Linked DNA regions of Homo sapiens: region 1 is linked to region 2. Evidence: read pairs that join two places in POLR2A ChIA-PET (ENCODE). Cell type or tissue: GM12878. All regions are shown on one strand. Links, peaks and the distances in the headings refer to the core of each region. The heading gives the core; the rest is flanking DNA.

The links. ChIA-PET counts read pairs that join two places held together with the same protein. Peaks named below come from ENCODE experiments on the same cell type or tissue, not always from the same donor. Only the 100,000 strongest peaks of a DNase experiment are listed, where the experiment ranks them.
Region 1: POLR2A ChIA-PET joins it to region 2 with 5 read pairs; 2 of 35 experiments call an interaction of 5 or more read pairs at or near these places.

What each region holds. Positions count from the first base shown.
Region 1 is chr12:123,216,580-123,223,109 of GRCh38, reverse strand. It overlaps MPHOSPH9 (M-phase phosphoprotein 9), which reads left to right. Exons shown (of 24, transcript NM_022782.4): 4 at 1-72; 5 at 1,215-1,738; 6 at 4,611-4,734. Among named protein-coding and RNA genes, the nearest start is that of MPHOSPH9, 13 kb to the left of the region's middle. In GM12878, for the core only: no CTCF peak of the experiment used is centred there; no DNase peak of the experiment used is centred there.
Region 2 is chr12:123,684,252-123,692,546 of GRCh38, reverse strand. TCTN2 (tectonic family member 2) reads right to left here. Exons shown (of 18, transcript NM_024809.5): 6 at 5,512-5,711; 7 at 4,370-4,496; 8 at 1,873-2,014. Among named protein-coding and RNA genes, the nearest start is that of TCTN2, 17 kb to the right of the region's middle. In GM12878, for the core only: no CTCF peak of the experiment used is centred there; a DNase peak (open chromatin) is centred at 4,426; H3K27ac peaks cover 495 bases.

The sequences.
Region 1 (6,530 bases), core at 1,531-6,530, 470 kb after region 2:
TTCAATTTGGTGGAAAAACAATGCCAAGAACAGATAGTTGCCCAGCAGGAGCAGTTCCACAACCAAATTCAAGTAAGTTACCATTTACATTGATTCCTTTTTTTATATACATATACATACGTACATATACACACACACACACACACATATATATATACACACACACATATATAGAAATGGAGTCTCACTCTTGTTGCCCAGGTTGGAGTGCAGTGGCTTGATCTCAGCTCACTACAACCTCTGCCTCCTGGGTTCAAGCCATTCTTCTACCTCAGCCTCCCGAGTAGCTGAGATTACAGGCACCTGCCAACACGCCCAGCTAATTTTGGTATTTTTAGTAGAGACGGGTTTTGCCATGTTCACTAGGCTGGTCTCAAACTCCTGACCTCAGGTGATCCACCCACCTCGGCCTCCTGCCCAGCCCTTTTTTACTTTTATTTTCATTTATTTTTTTTTGAGATGGAGTCTCACTCTGTTGCCCAGGCTGGAGTGCAATGGCACGGTCTTGGCTCACTGCAAACTCCGCCTCCCAGGTTCAAGCAATTCTCCTGCTCCAGCCTCCTGAGTAGCTGGGAATACAGGTGTGTGCCACCATACCTGGCTAATTTTTGTATTTTTAGTACCAACCATGTTGGCCAGGCTGGTCTGGGACTCCTGACCTCTTGATCTGCCCGCCTTGGCCTCCCAAAGTGCTGGGATTACAGGCGTGAGCCACCACACCCAGCATCCTTTTTTATATTTGTAAGAAAAAACAATACGTTATATCAATTTTTTTTTTTTTTTTTGAGACAAGGTCTCACTCTGTCACCCAGGCTGGCGTGCAGTGACATGATTTTAGCTGACTGCAACCTCTGCCTCCTGGGTTCAAGAAATTCTCCTGCCTCAGACTCCTGAGTAGCTGGAATTACAGATGCGCACCACCGTGTCTGGCTAATTTTTAGTAGAGTCAGAGTTTCACCGTGTTGGCCAAGCTGGTCTTGAGCTCCTGACCTTGTGATCTGCCCACCTCGGCCTCCCAAAGTGCTGGGATTACAGGCGTGAGCCACTGTGCCTGGCCACCAGCCTCAATTTTGTTTATAAACTAAAGATAAAGTATCACATTATCTTTAGAATAATATCTCATCATATTTTGAAACATGATATTCTTGTAACAGTCATAAAAATATGATGTTTAATATACTTTCTTACCCAAATCTATAACTTTTTATTTCCAGCATATACAGGAGGAGATAAAAAATTTAGTCAAATTACAGACTAGTAGTGCTTCCTTAGCTTCCTGTGAAGGAAATTCTTCAAACAAACAAGTATCTTCGGAAAGTCAAATGGGTTTTTTTTCTCTAAGCAGTGAGAGAAATGAATCTGTTATCCATTATCCTGAATCCACAGAACCTGAAATACAGCAAGAAATGTCCACGTCACAACCAGACTGCAATGTGGATAGTTGCTCAGTAAGCAGTGGATATGGCACCTTTTGTATCTCAGAATTAAATCTGTACAAATCTAAAGACCCTAAGGAGTTCATGGAGCACATAGATGTTCCCAAAGGACAGTATGTAGCACCTGCGGTGCCGGCTGAGTCACTTGTAGATGGTGTGAAAAATGAGAATTTTTATATACAGACTCCTGAAGAGTGTCATGTGTCTTTAAAGGAAGATGTATCCATTTCTCCTGGTGAATTTGAACATAATTTTCTTGGTGAAAATAAGGTTTCTGAAGTATACAGTGGGAAAACAAATAGGTAAGTAGAATTTCTATCATTTGAAGGGAGTTTATTACATTTAGAATCTAGTGTTCCTTTTAATGCACTATAATAGAATGAGATGTATTTGAACATTTATCAGTTCATTGCCTGTAGAAAATTGAAATAAACAAAGCACACTATATTCTAATGACACTGACTTTCTTCCCATCTGTAATGTTATAAGACTACTAAACTCTTAAGGTCGGAAGCTTTGCCAGAAAATAGAAAAGATATTTTTAGCAGACAGGACTGTATCAATAGTGGAAGTTTGTCATACATGTTCATGTAATTTGAACAATTTTTTTTCGTTTTTTGAGACGGAGTCTCGCTCTGTCACCCAGGCTGGAGTGCAGTGGCGCAATCTCGGCTCACTGCAAGCTCCGCCTCCCGGGTTCACGCCATTCTTCTGCCTCAGTCTCCTGAGTAGCTGGGACTACAGGCACCCGCCACCACGCCAGGCTAATTTTTTGTATTTTTAGTAGAGACGGGGTTACACTGTGTTAGCCAGGATGGTCTCGATCTCCTGACCTTGTGATCTGCCCGCCTCTGCCTCCCAAAGTGCTGGGATTACAGGTGTGAGCCACCTCGCCCAGCCACAATTTTTTTTTCTTAAAGGTGGGGGTCTTGCTTTGTTGCCCAAGCTGGTGTGCCGTGGTGCAATCATAGCTCACTGTAGCCTAAAATTCCTGGGCTCAAGTGATCCTCCTGAGTAGCTAGGACTATGAGCGCGTGCTATGTTACCATGTCCAGCTGAAACCAAAAATTATATACAGGGTTACCCAATTTTATGTTTTGTTTTTTTTGATATGGAGTCTTGCTCTTGTCTCCCAGGCTGGAGTGCAGTGGCGCAATCTCAGCTCACTGCAACCTTTGCCTCCCTGGTTCAAGTGATACTCCTGCCTTAAGTCTCCTGAGTAGCTGGGACTACAGGTGTGGGCCACCACACCCGGCTAATTTTTGTATTTTCAGTAGAGACAGAGTTCCGCTGTGTTGGCCAGGCTGGTCTCTCTCCTGACCTCAGGTGACGTGCCCACCTCAGCCTCCCAAAGTGCTGGGATTATGGTGTGAGCCACCGTGCCTGGCCCCAATTTTATGTTTTTTATTTTCTTTTTTCTAGTCTGTATGTTGCTGAATGTTTTTGTTTGTTTCTTTTGTTCTGTTTTTATTTATTTTTTGAGATGGAGTCTCGCTCTGTCACTCAGGCTGGAGTGCAGTGGTGCGATCGCAGCTCACTGCAACCTCTACCTCCCAGGTTCATATGATTCTCCTGCCTCAGCCTCCTGAGTAGCTGGGACTACAGGCATGTACCGCCACGTCCGGCTAATTTTTGTATTTTTAGTAGAGACGGGGTTTCGCCGTGTTGGCCAGGCTGGTCTTGAACTCCTGAGAGTTTAGTAGTCTTACAACATATGCCCACCTTGGCCTCCCGAAGTGCTGGGATTACAGGCGTGAACCACTGCACCCAGCCTGAATGTTTTTTATGTATAAGAAGAATTTTTATAAATTTAGTGACATTTCATGACAAAGGAGGCTTTTTATTAAACTGTGACTGAATGTTTGTAAAACAAGTAATCCTTAAAAATTTCATAATTTATCCCAAGTTTTTAGTTTCATGTCCCTGAATTGTGTCATCTAAAGCAACACAAATCTTATGTATGTTCAAGTATAATGATTGATTTATGCCAACAAATACACTCTCATTGTAGAGATACATTTAGCACTTGGAAGGGCAAATGTGGTGGTTTTTGTTCTAGTCTATGGCTACAGACTTTTTGTATTATTAGTCACTGTTAGTCTTTTTTTTTTTTTTTTTTTTGAGACAGAGTCTCGCTCTGTTGCCCAGGCTGGAGTGCAGTGGCGCAATCTCGGCTCACTGCAAGCTCTGCCTCCCGGGTTCACGCCATTCTCCTGCCTCAGCCTCCTGAGTAGCTTTTAGTAGAGACGGGGTTTCACCATGTTAGCCAGGATGGTCTCGATCTCCTGACCTTGTGATCCACCCGCCTCAGCCTCCCAAAGTGCTGGGATTACAGGCGTGAGCCACTGCGCCAGGCCTGTCACTGTTAGTCTTTTTGTTTACTTTGCCTTTGATAATAAGAAATTGAAAAAAGTAATGTAGGTGAATTAATAAAAATTCATTGTCTTACCGCTAGTAGAAAAAACAACTGGCTGGGCGCAGTGGCTCACACTTGTAATCCCAGCATTTTGAGAGGCTGAGACAGGTGGATCACTTGAGCCCAGGAGTTCGAGATCAGCCTGAGCAACATGGCAAGACCCTGGCTCTACAAAAAAAATAGAAAAATTAGCTGGGTGTGGTGGTGGCCACCTGTGGTCCCATCTACTAGGGAGGCTGAGGTGGGAGGATCACCTGAGCTGAGGAAGGTCAGACTGCAGTGAGCTGTCATTGCACCACTGCCGCTGCATTCTAGCCTGGGTGACAGAGAGGGTCTCTAAAAAACAAACAAACAAACAAACAAAAACCACACACACAACAACTGAAAGCAACTGGTGGTTAGCTTTATATGTGAAGTACAGTATCTAAAGAAATAATTTTGGAACCCAGTGTGGTGGCTCATGCCTGTAATCCCAGCACTTTGGGAGGCTGAGGTGGGCAGAGGTCAGGAGTTTGAGACCAGTCTGGCCAACATGGTGAAACCCCATCTCTAGTAAAAATACAAAAATTAGCTGGGCGAGGTAGTGCGTCTGTAATCCCAGCTATTCAGGAGACTGAGGCACGAGAATTGCTTGAACCTAGGAGATGGAGGTTGCAGTGAACTGAGATTGCGCCACCGTACTCCAGCCTGGGCGACACAGCAAGACTCTGTCTCAAAACAAAAAAAAAAAGTAATTTTGGTTTTCTCTTCTTAAATAGTAATGCTATAACATCATGGGCACAAAAACTGAAGCAGAACCAACCAAAGAGAGCACATGTAGAAGATGGAGGTTCAAGATCTAAACAAGGAAATGAGCAAAGTAAGAAGACACCAATTGAGAAAGTAGGTGACTAGTCACTTTCCCTGCGGGCTCCAGTACTGATGATTATGTGGGTTTAGTACACGCTCATGAACAAAACTCTTGTGCCCTTTCTTTTGTATTGTTAATTTGTTCATTTATACATTTTTTTTGTTGTTGTTTTTTTGAGACGGAGTTTCGCTCTTATGGCCCAGACTGGAGTGCAATGACGTGATCTCGGCTCACTTCAACTTCTGCCTCCCAGGTTCAAGCGATTCTCCTGTCTCATCCTCCCAAGCACCTGTGGTGGTACAGGTGGTACATGGTGGTACAGTCGTGTGCCACCATGCCTGGCCAATTTTTTTTTTTTTTTTTGAGATGGAGTCTCGCTCTGTCACCCAGGCTGGAGTGCAGTGGCACAATCTTGGCTCACTGCAAGCTCCGCCTCCCGGGTTCACGCCATTCTCCTGCCTCAGCTTCCCAAGTAGCTGGGACTACAGGCACCCGCCACCACGCCCGGCTAATTTTTTGTATTTTTAGTAGAGACAGGGTTTCACCATGTTGGCCAGGCTGCTCTCGAACTCCTGACCTCAGGTGATCCACCCACCTTGGCCTCCCAAAGTGCAGGGATTATAGGCATGAGCCACCACGCTCGGCCCATTTATGCATCTTTCTTTTGGTGTTTCAGAGGATTAGAAATAATGATTTGCTGTAAGTGTTTCTTCTTTAGTAGGCTAGAAATCAAAGCTAATAAAGGATAAAATATTATGAAAATGAATCATTTGCAGAGGTCCTATTTCTCTTTGTACTGCAAATGTTTACATTTAGCCAGAGAGTAATCCATTTAATTGTTTAAAATAAACTTTCAAATAATTTATATTATTATTAAATTGTAAGAAGTAATACTGTAATCTTAAAGTTGAGGCTGGGCCAAGTGGCTCATGCTTGTAATCCCAGCACTTTGGGAGGCCGGGGTGGGCAGATCACGAGGTCAAGAGATCGAGACCATCCTGGTCAACATGGTGAAACCCCGTCTCTAACTAAAAATACAAAACTTAGCCGGGTGTGGTAGCATGCGCCTGTAGTCCCAGCTACTCGGGAGGCTGAGGCAGGAGAATCACTTGAACTGGGGAGACAGAGGTTGCAGTGAGCCAAGATCACGCCATTGCACTCCGGCCTGGCAAAAGAGCGAGATTCCGTCTAAAAAAAAAAAAGGTTGAAATTTGAACAGTTCTGAATTATAATCCAAATTGTGAGAGATTAAATGTTGAAATTCTGTATGGCCCTTTTGCTAAGCTAGCAGCTACTTTAATTAAAAGATTATAGATATTGAGTAAGGTTTTTTAAAAAATTATTTAAATTTGAGTTTCAGATAATTAAGATTTTAAACATTTCTTTTATTTATTTATTTATTTATTTATTTATTTTTTTGACATGGAGTCTTGCTCTGTTGCCCAGGCTGGGTTGCAGTGACATAATCTCAGCTCACTGCAATCTCTGTCTCCTGGGTTCAAGCGATTCTCCTGCCTCGGCCTCTCGATTAGCTGGGACTATAGGCGCGTGCCACCACGCCTGGCTTATTTTTGTATTTTTAGTAGAGATGGGGTCTCGCCATGTTGGTTAGGCTGGCCAGACCTCAAGTGATCCAACCACCTCAGCCTCCCAAAGTGCCGGGATTATAGACGTGAGCCACTGTTCCTGGCCCAAAGAAATTTTTTTAAAATATATTTTTGTAGAGACAGGGTCTCATTATGTTGCCCAGGCTGGTCTCAAACTCCTGGCTTCAAGTGATCCTCTTGCCTTGGCCTCCCCAAATGCTGAGATTACAAGCATGAGCCAC
Region 2 (8,295 bases), core at 1,497-6,496:
TGCTGACTACAAAACCCTCCCCACTCCCCAAAAACCATCAGATAGGAGTCCCCATCCTCTTAGCATCTAATTATAACGGAGGAAGAAAATCCACAACAAACACACAAACAAACAAAAACCAGGGTCACTGTGACATAAAAACAAATATGCAGTTCACTGCTGGTGGCAATACAAAATGGTGCAGACACTGTAGAAAACAATTGGCCAGGCGCAGGGGCTCACGCCTATAATCCCAGCACTTTGGGAGGCCGAGGCAGGCAGATTGCCTGAGGTCAGTTTGAGACCAGTCTGGCCAACATGGTGAAACCTCCTCTCTACTAAAAATACAAAAAAATTAGCCGGGCGTGGTGGCTCATGCCCGTAATCCCAGCACTCTGGGAGGCCGAGGTGGGTGGATCACCTGAGGTCAGGAGTTCGAGATCTGCCTGGCCAACATGGTGAAATCCCATCTCTACTAAACTTCGTCTCTACTAAAAATACAAAAATTAGCAGGGCGTGGTGGTGGGTGCCTGTAATCCCAGCTACTCGGGAGGCTGAGGCAGGAGAATCGCTTGAACCCAGGAGGTGGAGGTTGCCGTGAGCCGAGATCGCGCCATCGCACTCCAGCCTGGCGGACAAGAGCAAGACTTGGTCTCAAAAAAAAAAAAATTAGCCAGGTGTGGTGGCACATGCCTGTAATCTCAGCTACTTGGGAGGCTGAGGCAGGGGAATCGCTTGAACCAGGGAGGTGGAGGTTGCAGCGAGCCGAGATCACGTCACTGCACTCCAGCCTGGGTGACAGAGCAAGACTCCCTCTCAAAAAAAAAACCAAAAAAACAAAAAAAAAACAATTTGGTGGGTCCTCAAGAAGTCATATTAGCATGACCTGTCAGTTCCACTCCTAGGTGTCTACCCAAAAGAAATAAAAACACACATCTACGCAAAAACTTGGACACGAGTGTTCATGGCAGCACTATTCACAACAGTCAGAGATGAAAACAACCCACATGTCCATCAACTGAGGAATGGACAAACACAATGTGCTCTGTCCATGCAATGGACTATGATTCAGCCATAAAAAGGAATGAAGTGCTGCCACACACTACAAACACGGATGAACCATGGAACACCATGCTCAGTGAAAGAAGCCAGACACAAAAGGCCACATAGTGTATGATTCTGTTTCTAGGGAACACCCAGAATAAGCAATCCACGGAGACAGAAAGCAGATTGGTGGCTGCCAGGAGCTGAGGGAAGAGGGGTAGGGAGTGACTGCTAATGGGTACAGATGCCCTTCTGAGGCGATGAAACGTTCTGGAACTAGAGAGAGGTGATGGTGGCACAACAGTGTGGAAGGTACTAATGTCAATGAATTGTACACTTTAAAAGGGTTAATTCTGGTGGGACGCGATGGCTTACACCTGTAATCCCAGCACTTTGGGAGGCCTAGGAGAGTGGATCACCTGAGGTCAGGAGTTCAAGGTCAACCTGGCCAACACAGTGAAACCCCATCTTTACCAAAAACACAAAAATTAGCCAGTCATGGTGGCAGGCACCTGTAGTCCCAGCTACTCGGGAAGCTGAGGCAGGAGAATCGCTTGAACTTAGGAGGCAGAGGGTACAGTGAGCCGAGATCACGCCACTGCACTCCAACCTGCGTGACGGAGAAACAAACAAAAAGGCTAAATTTATGTTATTTGAATTTTACTTCAATTTCAAAATAATTAATATGCAATATGCTGTCTTACGGAACTAAACTTTTTCCAAAGAAAATAATTGGCAGTTCAAATATTATTTGAAGTTGAACCAGTAGAAATGATTTATACTCTCATGAGATCATACTTTATATTCATGTTTGGGCCTGTGTTCTTTTTTCAAAGAAATGTAACATACCTCCTAAGGCAACATTCTTTATCTTCGCATTGATAATACCATCTCGTTCTTGGTATAGTTCCAAATTAGTAACGCATTTAACATCAAAATTGTGAAGAAATGCCACTGGGGCGTTCTGCATACACTGCCCAGCCAGGGACACCTGAGGGAGAAGGGCAAAGCCAACAGATTTATGGCCTCTCTCCTAATCATACAAAACAGATCAGCATCCCTTAAAACTGGTCTTTCTGCAGCCTGCTCCCATTGCTGGTCTGGTTTCAGCAACGGCAAGTTCACCGACTAGTTGACCCGCTTTAGCAAAACATCTAACTGATTTGCCCATCAAGGTCTGGAAGCCACTGGTTGTGGAGTCACAGTAAATATTGTCTAATAAAAACAAAGAAAATCCCTTGTCCTGTTCTATTTAGTTTGCAGAGACATGACTATATTTAACTTCATGTTCTCTCCCTCATCACAACCAGAGTTTAATACCATAAAAATGGATTCATATGAATAGGAAAGAGAAATTTTCACCTCCCATGCTTTCTTCCCACAAATAACACTCCTCATAATGTTGAACTTAAAAAAAGATTTCAGGTTGGGAGCAGTGGCTCACACCTGTAATCCCATCATTTTGGAAGGCTGTAGTGGGAGAATCATTTGAGCCCAGGAGTTCAAGACCAACCTGGGCAACATAGCAAGACCCTGTCTCTACAAAAAGTAAAAAATTAACCGGGTATAATGGCATGCACCTATAGTCCCAGCTACTTGGGAGGCTGAGGTGGGAGGATTGCTTGAGCCCATGAGATGGAGGCTGCAGTGAGCTGTGACTACACTCACTACACTCCAGCCTGGGCGACAGAGCAAGACCCTGTCATTCATTCACTTGTGCATTCATATATAGATATACAAATGATTCCATATACAACCTTACAGCCTTAAAATATTTTTCAAAATTCTAGAATGGTAAATAAAATGATGTATTTATCTAACCATTGTTTTTTATACCGGACCCTACTTGAGGGTAGTGAGTAGGAGGAGGGAGAGGATCAGAAAAAAACTATTGGGTACTTGGCTTAGTACCTGGGTGACAAATAATCTGTACAACAAAACCCCATGACACAAGTTTACCTATATAACAAACCTGCTCATGTAGCCCTGAACCTAAAATAAAAATATAAAAAGAAAAAGAAGCAAAGAATGATAGTTACTGCTAGCCAGGCATCAAGGCTCACACTGTAATCCCAACACTTTGGCCAAGGCAGAAGAATTTCGAGGCCAGGAGTTTAAGACCCGCCTGGGCAACATAGTGAAACCCCCATCTCTACAGAAAAATTTTTGGCTGGGCGCGGTGGCTCAAGCCTGTAATCCCAGCACATTGGGAGGCCAAAGTGGGCAGGTCACTTCAGCCCAGAAGTTAAAAAGACCAGCCTGGGCAACATGGCAAAACCCCACCTCTACAAAAAATTAGCCAGGAATGGTGGCATGTGCCTGTAGTCTCAGCTACTTGGGAAGCTGAGGTAGGAGGATCACTTGAATGTGGGAGGTCAGGGCTGCAGGGAGTTGAGATCACGCCAGTGCACTCCACCCTAGGTGACAGAGCAAGACTATGTCTCAAACCAAAACAAATTTTTTTAATTTAAAAAAAAAAAAGACTCATGCCTGTAATCCCAGCACTTTGGGAGGCTGAGGCAGGCAGATCACCTGAGGTCAGGAATTCGAGACCAGCCTGACCAACATGGAGAAACCCCGTCTCTACTAAAAATACAAAATTAGCTGGGCGTGGTGGTGCATGCCTGTAATCCCAGCTACTTGGGAAAGCTGAGGCAGGAGAATCGCTTGAACCCGGGAGGCAGAGGTTGCGGTGAGCTGAGATTGTGCCATTACACTCCAGCCTGGGCAAAAACAGCGAAACTCTGTCTCAAAAAAAAAGAAAAAGAATGATAGGTACTTCCATGGAAACTTATAGAAAATCTTTTGGTTTTATTTTGTAAGTTCACTCTGAGTTTTAAGCAAAGACAGTGATTAAGAGTGACTATATATTTTATTAATTTGGAGAACATAAACAGTTAAGTCCCTGAAAGGTAGAAAGGAGGAAAGTAAGTAACTTAAAAAGAGATTTTAAAGAGAAATATGACTTAAATTAACAATAGGACAGGAAAAATAAAAGAAGGGTCTAGTGGCCAGGCATGGTGGCTCATGCCTGTAATCCCAGCACTTTGGGAGGCTGAGGCACTAGGATCACAGGGTCAAGAGATCGAGATCATCCAGGTCAACATGGTGAAACCCCGTCTGTACTAAAAATACAAAAAATTGGCTGGGTGCGGTGGCACACACCTGTAGTCCCAGCTACTGGGGAGGCTGAGGCAGGAGAATCACTTGAACCCGGGAGGCAGAGGTTGCAGTGAGCCGAGATCTGGCACTGCACTTGAGCCTAGGAGGTAAGAGCGAGACTCCGTCTCATAAAAAAAAAAAAAAAAAAGAGAACGGTCTAGCATACTAATATTGCAACGATTACCTGCGGAATAGTAAAATATGCCTTCTTTACAGTCATAATGGGATCTCCTTGTTTGTAACCAAAGTCTGCAAAGTCTTTTGCGTCAGTATCCACATATACTTCAAAGGAAGAGTCCTGTTTGGGGGAACTGAAAATCAATAAGAAAGGCTGAATAGTTTCAGTTATCTGCTAAAACACAATTCTTCCTTAATGTTGTTCTTTACTCTTGTTTTCTGAGATGGAGTCTCACTCTGTCACCCAGGCTGGAGTGCAGTGGCGTGATCTTTGTTCACTGCTACCTCCGCCTCCCAGGTTCAAGCAATTCTTGTGCCTCAGTCTCCCGAGTAAGCTGGGATTACAGGTGCCCACCACCACACCTGGCTAATTTTTTGTATTTTTAGTAAAGATGGGGTTTCACCACGTACCCAGGCTCGTCTTGAACTCCCAACCTCAGGTGATCACCCTGCCTCAGCATCCCAAAGTGCTGGGATTACAGACGTGACCCACTGCACCCAGCCTCTTTACTTTGTTTTGTTTTGTTTGTTTTGGGCCAGAGTCTCGCTCTGTCGCCCAGGCTGGAGTGCAGTGGCGCGATCTCAGCTCAAGCTCCGCCGCCCGGGTTCAGGCCATTCTCCTGCCTCAGCCTCCCTAGTAGCTGGGACTACAGGCACGTGCCACCACGCCTGGCTAATTTTTTGTATTTTTAGTAGAGACAGGGTTTCACTGTGTTAGCCAGGATGGTCTCGATCTCCTGACCTCATGATCTGCCCGCCTCGGCCTCCCAAAGTGCTGGGATTACAGGCGTGAGCCACCGCTCCCGGCCTACTTTTTAATTACAAAAATCATAGATGTAAATTTTTAACAATCCCAAACTGTAAAATACAGAACATTAAAATCTCCCATGAGCCACCACTCCTTCACCTCCCCTAGAAAAGCACCATGAGCTGTTTTCAATGTCAATCAATTTCTTTTCAATGAGGCCCAATTCTTCCAAATAATGCAAAATAAATTGGCTAACTGAAATCTAGAATTGAACCCTTTAGGCACGGAACCTCTGGAGAGGGGTTGGGAAAAACGTGACCGCGTTGCAGGGCCTACTAGAGTATGGCCCCACCAGGGCGGGAGAACAATGCCCCATCCCAGGCGGCTGCTCAGACACTTACACAGCACCATGATAGAAGTAACCAAGGAAGGGTGTGTTGGCAAGGGGGGACTGCACACACAGAAAGGGAAACCAATCGGGGACACCACGTGTCGTCGTCCCAGCAGAGCAGAGCTGATCAAAAGGAGGATTGACGTCTCCTCCAAACACGCCGGTGAAGCAGGACCGTCTGAACAGCGTTGTTAAATTTGATGAGCATTCCTGGAAGACAAACATAAAGGCAGGAGCTGTGACCGTGGTCAGGATCTCCTGGCAAGCGTAGCGAATGCTAACTCTTATTTAAGGCCAGCAGGACACTACCAAGTAAGCAAGAAAACCTATAATCTGTGTCTCATCTAAAAGTGCCTTGTGCCCACAAAAAGTAAAATAGTTCTGGAATTTCTTTTGTCAATTCCCCAAATAAGCCTTCAAGTCAGAAACTCCAAGCATTCAGGGGAACCACAGTTTTACCAAGGACATGAGATATTCCCAGTAAAACAAAAGAAGAAAAGATAGTACAGAATAGATCTCAAATGAAGACAAAAACATAGTAAACCTCCTTTCTTAATTGTCATTACCATTCAAACCCTTAGCCCAGAAAAGCCTCCAGACATTTAGAGTGAGGGGAAACGTTCCATATTCCACAAGGATCCTCCAGGCCCTCACTAGATTATAACACGACCCAATTAATGTCATCAAGAAATTGCTTGGGGCTGGGTGCAGGGGCTCACGCCTGTAATCCCAACACTTTGGGAGGCCGAGGCAGGTGGATCACTTGAGGTCAGGAGTGTGAGACCAGACTGGCCAACATGGTGAAGCCCCATATTTACTAAAAATACAAAAATTAGCCGGGTGTGGTGGTGGGCACCTGTAATCCCAGCTACTCAGGAGGCTGAGCCATGAGAATTGCTTGAGCCCAGGAGGCAGAGGTTGCAGTGAGCCAAGATCACACACTGCACTCCATCCTGGGAAACACAGTGAGATTCTGTCTCAAAATAAATAAATAAATAAATAAATAAATTACTTGGACTGCACGCAGTGCATCATGCCTGAAATCCTAACATTTTGGGAGGCTGAGGTGGAATGAATGTTTGAGCCCAGAAGTTTGAGACCAGCCTAGGCAACATAGAGAGACTCAGCCCCGACAAAATTAAAAAAAAAAAAAAATTAGCCAGGCATGGTGGTGGACATCTGTGATCCCAGCTACTCAGGAGGTTGAGGAAAGGACTGCTTGAGTCCAGGAGGCTGAGGCTGCAGTGAGCCATGATTGGGCCACTGAAGTCCAGCCTGGGCAACAGAACAAGACCCTGCTTCTTAAAAAAAAAAAAAAAAAAAAAAAGACCGGGCGCAGTGGCTCACACCTGTAATCCCAGCACTTTGGGAGGCTGAGGCACGCGGATCACCTAAGGTCAGGAGTTCAAAACCAGCCTGGCCAACATGGTGAAACCCCATCTCTACTAAAAATAAAAAAATTAGCCAGGCGTGGTGGCACACACCTATAATCCCAGCTATTTGGGAGGCTGAGGCAGGAGACTCACTTGAACCCAGGAGGCAGAGGTTGCAGTGAGCAGAGATCACACCACTGCACTCCAGCCTGGGTGACAGAACAAGACTCCGTCTCGAAAAAAGAAGTTACTTGATTCAGATATTCATCTGTATTTTTCCTTGTTTCACGAAGGATCCAGAGAGCTGTAAGTTAAATTACGTCCTGAATCTTTGTTTATTGACAGTAGAGAAGTGATCTCTCATTTGAAACGAGAGCAATTCAAATTAAAAATTGATTGTTTATAAAGTGCTGCTGCATTGTGGTTATCTGAAGATGTCACTGATCCAGAATACTAAAGGACGTCAGGGGCTGGTACTGTAGCACACAGCACAACACATGCAAAAGGGAGTCCGACATGGGACACAGCGTGGCCTGGAAGGAAGAGAAGGAGGGGCCATTTGACAATTCTAATGATACCTGAGCCAAATGTATGATGTACTTTACTCTTTTTTTTTTTTTTTTGAGATGGAGTCTCGCTCTGTCACCCAGGCTGGAGTGCAGTGGCGCGATCTCAGCTCACTGCAACCTCTTCCTCTTGGGTTCAAGCGATTCTCCTGCCTCAGCCTCCTGAGTAGCTGGGACTACAGGCACCCACCAACATACCCCGCTAATTTTTACATGTTTAGAAGAGACGGGGTTTCACCATGTTGGCCAGGATGTTCTCTATCTCCTGACCTCATGATCAACCCACCTCGGCCTCCCAAAGTGCTGGGATTACAGTGGTGAGCCACCGTGCCCGGCCGCTGTACTTTACTCTTTTAATTAAATTTAATTGTTCTTAGGATAATTTTTAGTGTAAAAATCACAATATTGGCCAGGTGTGGGGGCTCACGCCTATAATCCCAGCACTTTGGGAAGCCAAGGTGGGTAGATCACTTGCAGTCAGGAGTTCGAGGCCAGCCTGGTGAACATGGCAAAACTCGTCTCTACTGAAAATACAACAATTAGCCAGGTGTGGTTGTGCATGCCTGTAATCCCAGCTACTCAGCAAGCTGAGGCAGAAGAATTGCTTGAACCCGGGAGGCGGAGGTTGCAGCGGGCCGAGATCGCACCACTGTACTCCAGCCTGGGCGACGGATCAAGACTCTGTCTTAAAAAAAAAAAAAAAAAAAGAATGACAATATTAATGCAGACCCTAAACTTCCCTTTCCTGTTTAGTGAAACCAACCATGATAGGACACTTAAAAATTTGCTAAGAGGGTAGATCTTATGTTAAGTGCTTTCACCACAAAAGGAAACAAAACAAAACAACAACCAAAA